Regions from separate parts of the Mus musculus genome. Here region 2 is linked to region 1. The links are chromatin loops, found by intact Hi-C in ENCODE. Cell type or tissue: left cerebral cortex. All regions are shown on one strand.

Region 1 (2,500 bases):
CAACCGCAGAGGCCTTCCAATTCTAAAGCAAAGCAATTGACAAGCTAGTCTCCTAAATCCAGCTCAGATCAATCAAACCTGAAGACAGGGCAAAAACAGTTTCAAACGTGTCAGTCCCCAGATCTCTCTCCACGTATTCTCTCCCAGGAACTTTCTATATTAACCACGAGAGAGAAGAAGAGAAAGGAGAAACATGGAGACATAGTGGTGGTCAGCCTCACAAAGACAACCGTACAGGAGCATCAGGAGCAACGGGTAAGAAGCACAGGAACACGGCCTGAACAAAGCACGCCGAGATGCTCCTACGGCGTTCTCAGCCACCGCAGCATAGGAGCCACCCAACACGGTCTCTGCAGGCTGTGCTACAACACGCTCCGAGGCTAGCCTGGATACACAGTGAGAGCCTCACTCTAAAAAGTAACTAAGGAAGAGAGGTGATAGGAACAGAGCAATGGGAGAGGCAGAAGAGCAAAGAGAAGAGAAGGGGCGGTGGAGAGCAGAGGAGAGGGCTGGGGAGAGGTAGGGGGAGAAAAGAAGAATGAAGAGGAAGGAAAGAGGAAAGGCTGGGTGTTGGGAACTGCTCTCCTGGCCTGGGAGGATAGCTCAGTGGATAAAGTGCTTGCCTTGCAGTAATCCCAGGGTTCCTAGGATGAGATGAAGACAGAGAGTCCCCAGTCCCCAAGTGTCGGCTAGATTGGCATATGCATCTATACACAGCAATAGACCCTGGCTGTCCCAAACAAGATGGGATGCAAGGACCAAAGATGTGGTGGTCTTCTGACCTCCACACATGTGAACAGGTATGAGTACACACACACACACACACACACACACACACACACACACACACACACACATACACACACACACGCTGACATACACATAAGGGGGATTTTTAAAAAAATTGATCTTCTACAAGACCACAGGGAGAAGGGGCAAGGTGACAAGTTGAGAAATAATGTAGGTGGCTGTGACCAAGACACATGGTAAACATATATGGGAATATCATAATAAAACCCACTATCTTGTACAATGAATATACACTTACGATTTTTAAAAACCAAAATTTAAAAAACGAATTAGCAACCCACCAGTTAAAAATGACTGCCTAAGTTAAGATATTTGTTTAGCAGTCACAGCATCTTCCACCACTAGACCGTAAGGCCTCCTCTGATTTTCCAAGCAAGAAGCCACTGGTGACTTTTAAAAAGGGAAGTGCTGGGGTGTGCACAGAGGAAGAGGATCTCTGCAGACCTAAGATTGGGCTCTGAAAAGGACTGTGCAAAGCAGTCCAACCAAGTGTCAATTCTCCTTTCAAAAAGCAAGCTTGGGACTGCTTGCAGTTCAGGGAAAGACACGGCCCCCTCACCCCAGTTCTGCCTACAGGACAGGTGACTTCTCAAAGGTGGACCTCAAAGATCAGGTTGTACAGACCTTTCCGCTGTTTCTGTGATCAGCCACTAGATGGCAGTGGTCACCCTTCTTTTAGAGGGAATGCCAGCCAGCCAACAAGCATAAAAATGATTCTTTCCCCTAAGTTTTGTACACACACAAAACACTGCCTTATTACCCCATCTGTAATTCCCCACTGTAAGGGAAGCAGGGGTGGCAGGCAGGGGAGTGGGACTTTTCTGGCCAGAAACACACAGAGCAGTTTAAAAGCTGGGATGCTTCTCTTGGGTTGCCACACAGTCTTGGTACACAATACTCCCAGAGTCCCCTCCAGGAAAGAAAATGCCAACTGGGCACATCAAGGCCAGGACTCACCTAGAGAGGGGCAGGCCTCCTCATCAGAGCCATCTGCACAGTCCCTGTAGCCGTCGCACACCCAGGTGCCCATCACACAGGCCCCGCTGCTGCAGTGGAAGTAATTGGGCAGACACGTGGAGGGCCCGGGGGTCGGGGAGGGTAGAACATGTGAATCTGAGGAAGAACAAGCAAGGAGTGTTAGTAGAAGTGTTAGTAGAAGATTGATCACCAATTAAAAAACGTGTCCCAAGCCTATGTTGACATCCCTGTTGCACCAGCCCAAGGAGACCAGTGTCAGACACAGCCTTGAACATCAGCTCATGTAAATAGCATTTATATGGGGTATGGAAGGGGTTTCTGAAGAGATGGCAGCCTTTCCACACTGCTTAGGGGAGTTAATAAGCTACAACACTTGCAATAATGTAACAGTCGTATACATTTGCTCTTGCAAGGGCTCCTGACTGCTGCTAGAGGAAGCGGGTGGACAGGCAATAAGGAAGGCCCAGGTGGCTGGACCATTCTCACCCAGGCCTAGCATGGCTGTAGATAAAGCATCAATGGCCCAAGGTGAGAAAGCAAAGGGCAACAGCAGCACATGTTCTAACCCGGGGCCCCTGACTATATTGAAGTGCACTGGTATGGGGTCCTCTGACATTTCAAAGATAGTCCAGAGAAATGTGGGGGCGGGGGCTGCACAGCAAACGTTAGAATCAAGGCTCTGGGCTCCCTCAGTCAGCCCTTCAGAAGCAGG
Region 2 (2,500 bases), 260 kb after region 1:
CCATAGTCAGCTTGAGTGCTACTGAGCACAGCTTCATATATTTGTACCACATGACACGACACTTTTCCCGTGAAGGCTCTGCGTCTCCATCCTTTGGTCGCTTTCCCCTGGGATTTTTCAGTTTCTTCATTAAAAACCTTTCCTACCCCTGCCCTTCTCCCTGAAGCTCATTACTCAGGCCACACTCCCTCTACAGCTTCCCAAACAGCCGAAACCAGAGGTTTGCAGCATCGGCCACAGCTGGGAGGTGTTTGCTAAGGAACTTAGCCTGTTGCTTATGGAATGAGCCACACATGTTTTCTCTCATCCTGAAAAACTTAAATTACATTAAATGTCAGGTGCTCATTTCCCCATCATATATGCCACTCACAATTCAAAAAAAGCAATTCAACCAGCATCAAGTGCTAGACAGTGAGAAACACCCACATGGCCATACCAAATTGTATGTAAATTGTAAAGGTGCAACCCCTTAAAGTCAAAGACAGCTCATGGACTCTAAGATAATTAGGCATTATTGCTTGAAATGTAAGTTTACGTTAAATAGTATACTGCTTTGGCAGAAAAAAAACCCACAATTTTTGACTTTAAAACATGGTTATCAATTAAATGGGCCTGGGGTATAATTCAGGGATATTCCTTTGGTGTAGTATGTCCAAAGCCTTGGTTCCTATCCCAGCATCAGATAAATAAGTAAACATATATAAATCCACTATTATACTTAAATGACTTAAAACTATTATATTTTTCTTAACTGAAAAAAGTACAGGAACAATAACTAGCCATTTATATATTTAAAAAATACTACATATTATTTTAAGCACTCCACCCCTCCCCCCTTTGGCTATGTGGCCTGGAACTTGCATTCTCCTGCTTCAGTCTCCAAAGCTCTTGGATGCTCTGCAGTACCTCTCATCCGGCCTTTACACATCTGGAGGAGTGATGGAGAGATTCTCCCATCTAATTCTCACAAGTCTATAACGTGTGTCCGCGTATAATCTTAATAAACAGGACAGTGAAGGCGCAATGCCTTAAACAGCTTTGTTCTGTAAGGAGCAGTCGATGTGTAAAGCCTACACAAAAAGTTCTACACAGCATTACTTCCCTAGAGTCACAAATACAGATGGGGAATTCTGAGTTCTCCACGTTCATTATATTACAGGATGAATGCAAAAGTCCGTAAGACAGTAAGGGTCAGAAGGTAAGCACTTTAACACAACTAATGAAAATGCAAACTCAACTAACACAAAATAGTCAAATAACTTCGCTGCCGCCGAGATATTGTTTCCACTTGTACCACCTCCCAATTTACTCGGCAATAAGAAGGGATGCCAGTATGAGTGACTTCTTAACGATGCTTAAAGTGTGCACGCTACAGCGTATGGTCTTCAGAAAGGCAGGGAGTGACGGCCCACCACCCTCCCTAGGCCTCAATCGGACGCTGGTTCGCAACCTGGTACCTTCTCCAGGAAGTGCCGGTGGCAAAGCAAATCACCAGCTTTTCCCACCTCACCCTGGATGTGGGGTTCACAGTAGGCAGGCAACCTCTAGCACTGGCAGGGACCCAGCTTTACCGGGCCAGGGTCCTTCCCCGCTCCCATATAACCTTATCCCCATCGCAGGCCCCGGGGACCAAGGTGTCCGCCAGGCCAGACCCCCACCCCCACCCCCACCCCCCCATGCCACCTGCGCTTTAGCAGGGACGGCCACACGGGTGCGGCGGATGCCGTACCGGCGCCGGGCACCCGGGGATCCTCGCGACCGCCCGCGGGTCCTCCCACTCGCGGCTGTCCAGCTGCCAGCGCACGGAACCTACCTGCCAGGCCCAGCAGCTCCGTCAGCCGCGGCTTTACAGCCAGCGGAGAGTACGAGCCAGAGCGCCCGAGACACCGCCCGCTCAGCAGAGCCCCGCCCATGTGCAGGCAGCCGGCCAATCAGCAGCCGGCGCAATAAGCTGATGTGACGGCGGATCGCGCGACCTGGACCGGCGCGGTCGCGGCGGTCACGTGGTCGCCGCGTAGGCGTCCCGCGCTCCCCACGCCTCCCCGCACCCCCGAACCAGGTCCAGCACTCTGCCGGGACTATCCAGGCGCTTCATGATGCTGCTACGGGGCGGACGAAGCTTGCTTTCCTTCCCACTTTCTTCCCGCCCAGAAAGTTGACTAGAATCGTGCAAAGGACCCGGGATGAATGCAAAATGACAGCCTGAAGTAGGATTAATGACGCTTCCTTTGATGTTAATGGTGGAGTCTTTTGTCCCATTTTTGTGACTCAAACGTTCATCAATCCGCAGTTATTTGTCACTTCCCTGCAAGTCCTCTTATGCAGCGTTAAAATATGTAAATCGAAAGTTATGTGTAGCAGAGTAAATTTAAAAAGCAATTATTAATAGCGATAAAAATAGAGAAAGAGGTTATGATCTGGCCCAACTGGTTTACATAGGTAAAGATAGGGGTGGGGGAGGTGAACTTAAAGATCAAATTGGCTAATTATGACTCGGGAA

Evidence for each region. Hi-C counts contacts between places; a loop is a spot of excess contacts. Peaks named below come from ENCODE experiments on the same cell type or tissue, not always from the same donor. Only the 100,000 strongest peaks of a DNase experiment are listed, where the experiment ranks them.
Region 2: it touches region 1 in a loop (2.6-fold over the local background); 15 of 42 quality-filtered maps call a loop at or near these places.

Annotation. Positions count from the first base shown.
Region 1 is chr9:41,998,477-42,000,976 of GRCm38, forward strand. It overlaps Sorl1 (sortilin-related receptor, LDLR class A repeats-containing), which reads right to left. Exons shown (of 48, transcript NM_011436.4): 31 at 1,768-1,923. Among named protein-coding and RNA genes, the nearest start is that of Gm16214, 23 kb to the right of the region's middle. In left cerebral cortex, a CTCF peak has its summit at 1,433 (motif pointing right); a DNase peak (open chromatin) is centred at 1,430.
Region 2 is chr9:42,262,393-42,264,892 of GRCm38, forward strand. It overlaps Sc5d (sterol-C5-desaturase), which reads right to left and starts at 1,908. Exons shown (of 6, transcript NM_172769.2): 1 at 1,814-1,908. In left cerebral cortex, no CTCF peak of the experiment used is centred here; DNase peaks (open chromatin) are centred at 1,160, 1,438 and 1,919; H3K4me3 peaks cover 1,811 bases; H3K27ac peaks cover 1,296 bases.